2 separate regions of the Homo sapiens genome follow, and region 2 is linked to region 1. Evidence: read pairs that join two places in POLR2A ChIA-PET (ENCODE). Cell type or tissue: K562. All regions are shown on one strand. Links, peaks and the distances in the headings refer to the core of each region. The heading gives the core; the rest is flanking DNA.

Region 1 (6,484 bases), core at 1,931-4,430:
GCCTAAAGTTTTCTAGGTAACATACACTGTTTGAGAACCCTCAATTTCGTAATCGTGTACACATGGACACATAAAAACACTGTCTTTTTTTTTTTTTTTCTTTTTTTGAGACGGAGTTTCGCTCTTGTTGCCCAGGCTGGAGCGCAACGGCACGATCTCGGCTCACCAAAACCTCTGCCTCCCGGGTTCAAGCTGTCCTCCTGCCTCAGCTTCCCAAGTAGCTGGGATTACAGGCATGCGCCAACACGTCCGGCTAATTTTGTATTTTTAAGTAGAGACGGGGTTTCTCCATGTTGGTCAGGTTGGTCTCGAACTCCTGACCTCAGATGATCTGCCTGCTTCGGCCTCCCAAAGTGCTAGGATTATAAGCATAAGCCACCGAGGCTGGCCAAAACACTTTTTTTTTTTGAGACGGAGTCTCACTCTGTTGCCCAGGCTGGAGTGCAGTGGTGTGATCTCAGCTCACTGCAACCTCAGTCTCCTGGGTTCAAGAGATTCTCCTGCCTCAGCCTCCTGAGTAGCTGGGATTACAGGCACATGCCGCCACATCCAGCTACTTTTTGTATTTTTAGTAGAGACGGGGTTTCACCACGTTGGCCAGGATGGTCTCAATCTCCTAACCTCGTGATCCACCCGCCTCGGCCTCCCAAAGTATTGGGATTACAGGCATGAGCCATCGTGCCTGGCCAAAATATTTTTTTTTTAAAATGAATGTTTGACAATTGAGAGAAAGACCAAAAGCAGGAAATTAATAATCCACTAAGTTTCAGTCACAATGTAACTGCCAATGTTTGAATCTTTTCTGTTTCACTCTATGTGTCTGTGTGTAGGATCGGAAAGGGAGATGGCACTGGGTTTCTGTAAGGTGTGAGTGAATCTTGGGTTTTGGAAACACTGAGATTTCAGAAAACAGAATATAAATTGTAGATGTCCCAATTTGGCAAGAGATAAGCTCTGTTTTTGTTTAGAAAATTCTATAGATTCATAGATAAGAAACTATGGGCAAAAGTGTTTGATACGTAGATCAACCAGTATTTAGGCAGGGATCATGTCTGTGAAAACCTTGAAGTGTGCAAGGTGGGGTAAATGAGAGAGTAGCTCTAGACTGAGCTGGACTGGTCTATCATCCAATGAATCTCTAGGATTCTGATGGTGAAAAGGTTATTTTCTCCTTTCCTGCTCACTTCTGTGGCCCTGACAGAGGGAAGAACTAGTAGCTTCTGTGGTAGACTATATATATATATATATATATATTTTTTTTTTTTTTTTTTCTTTTTTGCTCCCTGGAGTGTTTGTCTCCCTCCCCTTTGGATAACAAAATCTGCTCTACCCGCCATGTCCATGGTGGGAAAGGAGTTTTCTTTTTTGTTTTTTGAAACAGTCTCGTTCTGTTGCCCAGGCTGGAGTGCAGTGGCGGGATCTCGGCTCCATGCAACCTCTGTCTCCTGGGCTAAGCGATCCTCCCACCTCAGCCTCCTCAGTAACTGGGATTACAGGCACGTGCCACCATGCCAGGCTAATTTTTGTATTTTTAGTAGAGAGGGGTTTTGCCCTGTTGACCAGGCTGGTGTCGAACTCCTGGGCTCAAGTGATCCGCCCGCCTCGGCCTCCCAAAGTGTTGGGATTACAGGCATGAGCCACTGTGCCTGGCCGCAAAGGAGTTTTCTTTGGCGCTATCATCTCTGCTGGTTGGAGAGGATGACAGAAGAAGGAAATGCTGAGATGAATGGAGAGAAAAAGAGAATGAAGGAATGAAGGAAGGACGATGACATCCTTTGTAGCCCTGAAACTCGGACTCTGGGTTTCCAGATAGGTGAGCCAAGCCCCTCTTCCTTTTTTTCCATAAGCCATTTTCATCTGGGCTCCATTCACCTGCAACTGAAGGCATCCTGATTCATACAGCTCCTCCCCCTTTCCCTGCCTACTCACAGGATCCCTGTAATCCCTATACCTCAGTTTCCTCATACTGATCCCCTGTGGATTAGTTGATCACTGATAAAGTTGATTTTTCCCACCAAACACAGAGTGCAGTATTATTATAAACAGTAACGTCTATTCTTAGGAACTGCAGGTTTCCCGTCTTGGCTGCTTTACCAGAGTTTCTGAATCAGGGCCAGCTCTCTTTCAATAACACAAGACAATCTAAGCAGAATAGTAATGATAGTCCAAAATTTTTACACAATCCAAAGTACCAGCGACTTTCAGTGACTTGTATAAACAAGGTCCACAGACGACCAGTAGGGTTGAAAGCATCATTTTATTGTATTTGGTTTGTGCTGTGGCATTTTATTGAGGCTTGACAAATAAGACTGTAATTTGGGGACAGGAAGCACTGAATAACAAAAAGAACTAATGTCTCCTTGACATCACTCACTCTTAAGAGGGCTGTTTACATCTGAGTTTACCTCCTAGTGTGTTTTAAAATACTCTTGCAAATCTCAGTTGGCTCGAAATAGCTGTTCTATGTTCTTTCAATGGAAGCCCCCACCTTCTGAGTACACTGGTTCATAGTTATTTATAAACCTGATGTCACTCAAATATTATTTTTACATCCCTCTCCTTACTCCCTCACATATGAAGATAGACCTATATAAAATTAGAAACTTCACATAAGGTATTCAGTCACTTAGGTAGGAATTATTGTCAGTCAGCAATCATTTATGAAGCATAAATTCATCATATTGGGTGAAGCATGTCTGTAAAACTGTTCCGTGGTAACCAGCTCTTTCTTCTTCTTTTTTTTTCCTTGGTGTTCTGAGGCAATTTAGGAAAAGCAATGAGGGCTGGGGGCTGGACTTAAAAGGTCTGTTTTTTTAAATTTTTTTATTTTTCGAGACAGAGTCTCGCTCTGTTGCCCAGGTTGGATGGAGTGCATGATCTCGGCTCACTGCAACCTCCACCTCCCAGGTTCAAGCGATTCTCCTGCCTGAGCCTCCTGAGTAGCTGGGATTACAGGCGTGCACCACTATACCCAGCTAATTTTTTGTATTTTTAGTAGAGACGGGGTCTCACCGTCTTGGCCAGGCTGGTCTCGAACTCCTGACTGCATGATCTGCCCGCCTCTGCCTCCCAAAGTGCTGGGATTACAGGTGTGAGCCACCACACCCGGCCCAGCTCTTTCTTTCTTTCTTTTTTGAGACAGAGTTTTGCTCTTGTTGCCCAGGCTGGAGTGCAATGGCAGGATCTCGGCTCACCGCAACCTCCACCTCCCGGATTCAAGCGATTCTCGTGCCTCAGCCTCCAGAGTAGCTGGGATTACAGGCATGTGCCACCACGCCCAGCTAATTTTGTATTTTTAGTAGAGACAGGGTTTCTCCATGTTGGTCAAGCTGGTCTGGAACTCCCAACCTTAGGTGATCCACCCACCTCGGCCTCCCAAATTGCTGGGATTACAGGCGTGAACCACCGTGCCTGGCCAGGTCCAGCTCTTTCTTAAAAAAAGATTTCTGTGATCAAATTAGTTTGTAAAACTACATGCCCCTTTGGGGATTTCTAAAAACCCTACAGTAAAGTAATCGAGTTATCTTTATTATAAGGTAGCAGTCTGCAAATTTATTTCATCGAAGAATTATTTTCTTTTCAGTCCCACCTAGTAACATTTCATGGAATCATATGTCTTGAATCCCATTTTGGAAAACCAGGGAGGTGGCCTGCACTGGGTATGTGGAGCCGAGAGTCCTGAGTTTGACCCTTGGCTCATCCACTCAACTGGTTGTATGACTTTGAGCAAATCACAACCTCTTAATATTTCATTTTCACATTTGAAGAGTGAGGACAGTAATACCTGTCTTGATCTAAGTTGTTTTATGGTTTAAATGAAATTATTATGACAGTGTGCTTTAAACACTATTAAAGTTATACAAATGAAAGCTATCATTAGATAGCTCGGATAAATATGAGGTCTTTTTGGAAATTAATAACATACAAGTGTAAAGAAACTTAACCTAGCAACTTTTACTGAATGATTGTGGATTTGAGTTTACTTAGGGGCCAGCACTGAGGGGGAAAAGCAGCATAATACAAAGGTAAAGGTAGGACTAGAGAATGTTGGGTGTAGAAATGTCTTTGGGAAATAACTGAATTTAACCCTCTAATTTTTAATTTTATGTTTGTAGAGATGGTGTCTGGCTATGTTACCCAGGCTGGTCTTGAGCTCTTGGGCTCAAGCAATCCTTCCGCTTTGGCTTTCCAAAGTGCTAGGATTAGAGGTGTGAACCACCACACCCAGCCTAACCTGCTCATTTTATAAATGACAGACCCAAGGCCTATATGAGGCAGGTGAATGGCATATGGTCACTCAGAGACTTAATATTAGAAACATCTGATTCCCTCATTGCCAATGGCTGCCTCAATATGAGACAAATCATGGCCCCATCCAATTTTCAATTAAGAGATACAAGATACTTACATGACATAATCAGAAAAAAATACAACAGAGAACAATTTTTTTTTGTTTGTTTTTGACAGGGTCTTTCTCTGTCACCCAGGTTGGAGTGTAATGGTGCAATGTCAGCTCACTGCAACCTCAGCCTCCCGCTCAAGCCATCCTCCCACCTAAGCCTCCCAAGTAACTGGGACTACAGGTGCACACTACCATGCCTGGGCCACCACGTCCAGCTAATTTTTTTTTTTTTTTTGGTAGAGATAGGGTTTCACCATGTTACCCAGGCTGGTCTCAAACTCCAGAGCTCAAGTGATCCTTTTGCCTCGGCCTTCCAAAGTGCTGGGATTACAGATGTGAGTCACCACATTCGGCCTCAGAATAAAATTTTAAAGCTCAAAAATTATTGCCAAAATAGGAAGGGCAATGAGAATCCAGGAATGAGTAGGCCAAGCAGCGAGGCTGGATTGGAAATGGGCCTGAATTTGGGGCCTTGAAGAACGTATAACACTACATTGGATTTAGATAATGCAAGAGGAAAACTAGCAGAGTTCCAGAATGGAATGGAAGATGATGGTAGGAGACTAAATGTTGGGCAATAGTCTAAATAGTTGGGCATTATAGTTTTGGTGAAATATTCAACAGTAAGCATTTACTGGACATCTTTCAAATTTGATGAAGTTTTTGGAGCTTTGGAGGGTATGAGAAGTAGACAACATCATCTCTTTAGGGAATTTCCTTTTTACTTGGAGAGAAGAACTAGAAACATTAAAAGTGGAGAATGTAAACAAATAGGATGCAATGCAAAGGGGTGAAATATGCACTTCTTTAAGTATGTATGTGAACCCCTACACCTACTTCAAAACTCCTTAACACCTAGTCATCTCAGCAATGTGTTCTTTTTAGCTTCTTTTCTACATTGCTGATATAGTACTTTTTGGAGGTATCACAATCCATTGTAAACTCTGCCTTTTTTTTTTTTTTTTTTTTACTGAGCTGTGAGCTTCCTGTGTCCTCAGGGATGAGGACAGTGCTGGCATAGAGTCTAATACAATCAATGTACCTAGACATGTTCTCATCCCTGCCCCTCCAATTGAAGAGGTCAAGGCTTTGAGATGTGAAAATCATCATAAGAAAAGCTGCATTTGACTTACAGAAAATGAAAAAGAGGAGGAAGGAGCAAGAAAAGCCTTGGATGGTCTTGCCAAGATGGTAGGGGAAGGAAGTTCATTAGGAGTAGGTTACTTTCACAACAGGAAAATCTTTCAACCACTAAGAAGGCCAACCTTTTTTCTCTTTCAGGGAAAACAACACTAATATTATTCAAATCTTTTGGAAATGAGCAAATTCCTTCCTTTCCCCTCTGCCCTGAGGCCTCAACTTTACACAATAGTTTTTCACACCAGGTGACCTGGAGCTGGTAGCCTGGCAGGGGAGTTCGCAAGCCCAGGACTGAGAAGTCCAGGCCCCAGGGCTAGTTAGGGGAACAGAAAAGAAACTCACCTTTGTTCATTAATATTTGCCTAGGGAATGAGGTATCTGCGTTAAACTTACAGAAAGCTGGTTAAAATCTTAACAACGTGGAGACGTGGAGATTCCCAGTATGCCAGTCCTAATGATCAGAAAGTTTTTAGAAAACACCTTGGGTGGCCCTACTGTAGTCTGCCCCATTGGATCCTTCCCAGGAAATGGCACCAGCGTACAAGTTTTGCAGTATTCAGGGCACAAAAGATCATTTATTTTTCCAATTGTGAAGTGAACATTAGATAAAATTATTTCATTTCAGATTTTTTGAAAAGGTAAAAATAATAAGGAAAATACCCTCTCGAAAAGGCTTTTTATTTCGTTTACTGAAAGCTTCCAATAACGTGCCTAGTTTTAAACTAGGTTACTGTTATTTATCACATAATCATCCCCACAGGTTTGATCACCACTAATTTGCAGATGCGGAAACTGACAAGCTCAGAGAGGCTCTCGGTTGCCTTTTGGGAAGTGGCCAAGGCGCGATTTGAATCCAGGTCTCTTACCTCCAGTTTCTGAGACCTTTCTAGACACCAAGGTTATCTCTTCAAATACTGCTGCAAGTAAACAGCTGTGTGAGTA
Region 2 (6,484 bases), core at 1,574-4,073, 150 kb before region 1:
ATTGCTTGGTTATACAACAGATCTACCTATGTTGTTAATTAGATTCTGAAGATTAAAGCTCTAAGGAACTTTAAGAGATTATTTTGTTCAACACCCTTAATTTGAGGCGAGGAAACCAGGCCTGAGCGATTACTGGCCCAAGGTCCCAGCACTCATTAATGGCAGGGGAAGGAATAGAAGCCACAAACCCATTTCTACTTTATTCTCTTTCTTTAACACCAGGTTGCCTCTATTCAGCTATTTTAAATGTGTTAGTCTTGTCCCTGGCAGAGTTTTGAAGCTATATTAGGGCAGGCAAGGACTACATCTTAAGTCGCTTGTATCCTGACAACATCCAGCAATGTCTTAGTAAATCTATGTTGAAACCATAAAAATATTTCTAGGTCTTTCCTTTACCCACTAGGAACCGAAACTTTTCTTTTTCTTTTTTTTCTTTTCTTTTTTTTTTTTGAGAGAGAGTCTCACTCTGAAGTCCAGTGGTACGATCTTGGCTCACTGCAACCCCTGCCTCCGGGGTTCAAGAGATTCTCATGTCTCAGCCTCCCAGGTAGTTGGGACTACAGGCGCACACCACCACACTGGACTAATTTTTGTATTTTTAGTAGAGACAGGGTTTCACCATGTTGGCCAGGCCAGTCTCAAATTCCTGGCCTCAGGTGATCTGCCTGCCTTGGCCTCCCAAATTGCTGGGATTACAGGCATGAGCCACGGCACCCAGTGTTGAAATTTTTCTTTCTTTTTTTTTTTTTTTTTTTTTTTTTGAGATGGAGTCTCGCTCTTGTCCCCAGGCTGGAGTACAATGGCACGATCTTAGCTCAATGCAACCTCCACTTCCTGGGTTCAAGCGATTCTCCCTGCCCCAGCCTCCCAAGTAGCCAGGACTACAGGTGCCCACCACCATGCCCAGCTAATTTTTTGTATTTTTAGTAGAGACAGGGCTTTGCCACGTTGGCCAGGCTGGTCTCGAACTCCTGACCTCAGGCGATCGCCCACCTTGGCCTCTCAAAGTGCTGGGATTACAGGCGTGAGCCACCATGCCCAGCCGAAATTTTTCTTAAGAATAAAACGTTTTTCTCCTCTTTTAATACAGAATACCTTTCTTATGAGTTTTCTAAAAGTACGTTAAGCAAACCAAAACAAAAGGAGGTGGGTAATGTACCTGAAGAAACTTAGCCAATTCAATTTTTGCAACCTCAGAAGCATGTTCCATTTACTTCTTGGAACTAACTGTGGTCCCACCATAAATTGAACCAGATACACTTGTTCTAATGTTATCTCAACTTTGCAGGCAGATTGTAACCCAGGGTTGGTTTAGTTCATCTATTTCCTAGTCCATTAATCCACTGCTCTTGCTGTCTCAGCCGTGTGGGCATTCTTTCAGTTGGAACATACAGAGGCTGCTTTCTCCTCCAAAAGCTTAAAAGCAACAAAGCAAGAAAGAGAGAAAAAGCAAGAAAGCAAGAAACTGAGAAAAAGCAAGAAAGCAAAAAAGCAAGAAAGGGAAAGCAAGCAAACACAGCTTCTACCTCTTCCCTTATAGAATCAGAGCCCCTTGAGAGTGCCTACAGGATCTACTTAGAAAGGTTATTTTGCAAATGTCCCATTAGCTACGGCATAATACAGCTCTCCTCCAGCAGAAAAGCTCTGCTTTCTGGGAGTCTGTTCCCTCCTCAGCCTAATGGATTCTGTCAGGGGCAGGATGTGGCTTTTGCCATCACGGGCCATAAAACCCAGGAGTAATGGCTGCAGTGATGGCGGCCTCCTGCCGGCCCATCAGCACGGGAGTTTGACGGTGAGGAGGAGAGAAAGGAAAACTGGGAAAAGTTCTGAATGCTCAATAACTTTTCAGAGGTAAGATGAGGGAGAGAGAGACCTAGAGCCATAATTGCAGAAGCCTCTTGCAAAATTTAATTAAAACTTGGGCAGAAACAAACACCAGAAACAAGTGTCATTCATCAACTTAAACCGCCAACTAAGGTAAACACTGCCACAAACTCAGGAAAAGAAAGGGAGGAGAATGGAACGAGGGGTGATCACTCTAGATATCAAGCAAATCAAATTACCCTGAAGGCCCTGCCAGACACATGCATTAATCATTGGTTATCCCAGCTGCACACCTGTATGGAGAGGAGAACTTGGCGTCCTCAAATTGACTCTGGCTGGCAAAGTGGGAAAGCAGAAGGACAGGGTGGCAGGCCAAGGGGAACCCAATCCAGAAGTGGCCACGTGGCACCCACGGCTCTGCACTGGCCAGGTGGAAGAAGGAGGAACCACGTAAGATTCAGGCGAGGGCGTACAATCATCCCCAGCTTTCCAGTCTTGCTTCTTGTTTTCTGGAGCCTATGTAGCTGGACAAACCTGCTGAGCTGCAACGTGAAGCAACTTTCCCCGGGAGGGGGAAGGCTTCAGGGTGAATCCAAGCCAACTCCAGGGATAACAGAGTGGGAAAGCAAGTTGAGCTTTCAAATCCTTTATGTGGCTGGTTTTCTTCTCTCGTGAGATTCAGCATTTAGTAGGAGGGAGACGGGGTAGGGTGGGGTGGGGACAAAGTGAGCCGTTGACTTTGTTTCCTGGGTCACAGGCTTTGTACACCCACAAGTCCCGAGGGCAGGTCACAAGCTGAAATCTTCTTACTCCAGAGAGAGGAGGCTGGAGAGCAGCTCAGCCATCCAGGCTGGGAGCTATTTGCACTTGATGAGCAATTTCAAGTGGGAACCATCAGAGTGTGTGCCTGTGTGAATGCCAGAGTGCATTTAGAGGGAACAAATGATTTATTATCGGGGCCTCAACAAAGTTACATTCGAAAAGGGAGGGAGCCTCTTATTCCCCTCCTTATCATTAAAACCTTAAAGAGGTAGAATCCATTTGGTCTCTTAAGCCAGGCTGGAAGGGAGTCACAGCTAATCAAGCAGCCCGCTCAGCTCCTTCAGCCCTTCTTTGAGTACAACAATATGTATAAACTGGCAAAAGGGACTACAGACTGCTTTGATGTTAAACAAAGAGGAAAACCTCCAAAACACGGTAAAAATTGTATCTCTGTTTAACTCTTCCGCGTCCTTTCTTCAGCACAAATTTAAGACACGTACAGCTAGGCTCCAGGGAGAGGTACATAATGAAAAATTATCATTTCAGATACTTAGATCCAAGTATTTTGTAGCAAGAGAAAATGTCCAGTCTCCTCTTCTGAATTACTTTCTCTGCTTACGTTTTTTTGTTTGTTTTGTTGTTGTTGTTGTTTTTGAGATGGAGTTTCACTCTTGTTACCCAGGCTGGAATGCAGCGGCATGATCTCGGCTCACTGCAACCTCCATCTCCCGGATTCAAGCAATTATCCTGCCTCAGCCTCCCGAGTAGCTGTGATTACAGGCACCTGCCACCAAGCCCGGCTATGATTAAATATTACTTCACTAATAACAAATACTGTGCTCTGGCCAGGTGCAGTGGTTCACACATGTAATCCCAGCACTTCAGAAGGCTGAGGCGGGAGGATCACTTGAGCCCAGGAATTTGAGATCAGCCTGGGCAACACAGTAAGACCCCTGTCTCTACAAAAAATAGAAAAAATTAATTGGGCATGGTGGCGTGCACCTGTCCTCCCAGCCACTTGGAAGGCTGAGGCAGGAGGATCACTTGAGTCCAGGAACTCAGAGACTACAGTGAGCTGTGGTCGTGCCACTGCACTCCAGCATGGGTGAAAGAAGGAGGCCCTATCTCAAAACTAGATAAATAAATAAAATACTGTTTTTTGAGCAGTTTCTGGGGCCTGATACTACAAGAAGAGCTCTACGGTGACCACCTCATTTAATCCTTCAATAACCCTGTGAGATCCATATTGTTGTCTCACCTTAAAACTGGAGGAATAGACGAGCTAAGGGACATGCCTAATATGTCCCAGCCTATGATAGAGAAGTGTTCTTTTTTTACTTGAGACTGAATCTTGCTGTGTCACCCAAGCTAGAGTGCAGTGGCACAATCTTGGCTCACTGCAACTTCTGCCTCCCTGCAACTTCCGCCTCCCAGGTTCAAGCGATTCTCCTGCCTCAGTCTTCCGAGTAGCTGGGATTACAGGCGCACACCACCATGCCCAGCTAATTTTTGTATTTTTAGTAGAGATGGAGTTTCACCATGTTGGTCAAGCTGGTCTTGAACTTCTGACCTCAGGTGATCTGCCCACCTTGGCCTCCCAAAGTGCTGGGATTACAGGCATGAGCCATCACGCCCAGCCTAGAGAAGTATTCTTTTTAAATTTGTAATTCATTTGAAATGGATTTTTTTTTTTTGAGACGGAATTTCGCTCTTGTTGCCCAGGCTGGAGTGCAATGGCACGATCTTGGCTCACCGCAACCTCCGCCTCCCGGGTTCAAGTGATTTTCCTGCCTCAGCCTCCCAAGTAGCTAGGATTACAGGAGTGCACCACTACGCCCAGCTAATTTTGTATTCTTAGTAGAGACAGGGTTTCTCCATGTTGGTCAGGCTGGTCTCAAACGCCTGACCTCAGGTGATCTGCCCACCTTGGCCTCCCAAAGTGCTAGGATTACAGGCGTGAGCCATCACGCCCTGACAAAATGGAATTTTTCTAAAATATATTGTATGCTTCCAGGGCTTACAAAAGAAAATTCCTAGGAAATGTCCAGAGGAAATGATCCCTGGGCAGGTTGGAATTCCAGCCTTTAGGTCTTCAGGGATGCCAGGGAAGGAGAATCTGTTGTGAACAAAGACCACAAATTGCTGCCTATGTGGAGAAGAGGAGCACGTGCCGGCGCAGCCGGACAGAAGGAGAAGTCAGAGGAGTTGAAGGTTGGAGGTTTGGTGAAGTAAAAGAGAGCACTAGGAAGGTTTTCAATCACTATAGGTTGAAAACCAGCCATGGTTCAAGAAGGAAGAAGCTCATAAGATTCCGGCATACATATTGTCCCACTTCTCCTTGGTAATGATGGGGTTCAGGACACGCTATCACACAATATGGCACCTTGGCACATCAGAGGCAGAAAGGTCACTCTCTCTTTCCCCTTGCCCTCCCTGCTGAAGCAGATCATAAGACCTTCACTCCAGAGGTGCTCTCCCTACACCTGGAGGAAAGGAGCTTCCTTATCGACGTAGGAGCACAGAGAAGAATCTGAACAAACAGGATCTGCTAGACACCCCCAGTTTGTCACCGTTAGAGTCAACCCACGTCGTCCAATCACATTTCTCTACAACCATCCTCTCTTCACCAAACCTAAGCACACAAATACACAGGTTTCCCTGTTCCTTTGGCTTTTCATTTCTGAAAGCTACTGTGTTTCATAAAACTTACATTAAATAAATTTGTGGGGCTGGGCACAGTGACCCATGCCCATGATCCCAGCATGCCAGGAAGCCAAGACAGGAGAATCGCTTGAGGCCAGAAGTTGAAGACCAGCCTGGGCAACATGGCGAGACCCCATTGCTAAAAAAAAATAAATAAATAAAATTAATTAATTAATTAATTAAAAATTAAAAATTAGCCAGGCATGGTGGTGCATGCCTGTGGTCCTAGCTATTTGTGAGGCTGAGGTGGGAGAACTGAGCACAGACATTCAGGGCTCCAGTGAGCTATGATCTCACCACTGCACTCCAGCCAGGTGATAAAATGAGACCCTGTCTCTCTTTTTTTTTTTTTTTTTGAGATGGAGTCTCACTCTGTCACCCAGGCTGGAGTGCAGTGGCACAATCTCGGTTGACTGCAACCTCTACCTCCCGAGTTCAAGCAATTCTCCTGCCTCAGCCTCCTGAGTAGCTGGGACTACAGGCATGCACCACTATGCCTGGCTAATTTTTCTATTTTTAGTAGAGATGGGGTTTCACCATATTGGCCAGGCTGGTCTCAAACTCCTGACCTCAGGTGATCTGCCCGCCTCAGCCTCCCAAAGTGATGGGATTACAGGCGTGCAGCCACACCCAGAGACCCTGTCTCTAAAAAAAAAAATTATAAAATAAATTTTGCCGGCCGTAGTGGCTCACACCTGTAATCCCAGCACTTTGGGAGGCCGAGGCGGGCGGATCACGAGGTCAGGAGATCGAGACCATCCCGGCTAACACGGCAAAACCCCGTCTCTACTAAAAATGCAAAAAATTAGCCAGGCATGGTGGCGTGGTGGCCTGTGGTCCCAGCTACTCGGGAGGCTGAGGCAGGAGAATGGCTTGAACCTGGGAGGCGGAGCTTGCAGTGAGCTGAGATCGTGCCACCGCACTCCAGCCTGGGTGACAGAGTGAGACTCTGTCTCAAAAAACAACAGCAAAAACGTTTGTGGACAAAAACAATCGTGGTGATGGTTGAGTGATGTTGTTAACCTTATTCTTCTTCCTTATTGCCCTAGAGCTCCATTTCAACTCACACCAAAACATTGTATTAGATGCTCAACTTTCAGGTTAAGTATCGATCATATCCAAAGAGCATGCATGGGGTAAGACATCACCTGACTCCCAGATACTGTCATTCACATTTACAATAAAATGCAAGGAT

The links. Peaks named below come from ENCODE experiments on the same cell type or tissue, not always from the same donor. Only the 100,000 strongest peaks of a DNase experiment are listed, where the experiment ranks them.
Region 2: POLR2A ChIA-PET joins it to region 1 with 6 read pairs; 2 of 35 experiments call an interaction of 5 or more read pairs at or near these places.

The regions. Positions count from the first base shown.
Region 1 is chr6:15,237,724-15,244,207 of GRCh38, forward strand. JARID2-DT (JARID2 divergent transcript) reads right to left here. Exons shown (of 1, transcript NR_187237.1): 1 at 6,200-6,484. Among named protein-coding and RNA genes, the nearest start is that of JARID2-DT, 4.4 kb to the right of the region's middle. RefSeq lists enhancers at 1,104-1,604, 1,605-2,105, 6,461-6,484. In K562, for the core only: no CTCF peak of the experiment used is centred there; no DNase peak of the experiment used is centred there.
Region 2 is chr6:15,087,659-15,094,142 of GRCh38, forward strand. No RefSeq gene overlaps it. Among named protein-coding and RNA genes, the nearest start is that of JARID2-DT, 150 kb to the right of the region's middle. In K562, for the core only: no CTCF peak of the experiment used is centred there; DNase peaks (open chromatin) are centred at 1,713, 2,563 and 3,843; H3K4me3 peaks cover 2,134 bases.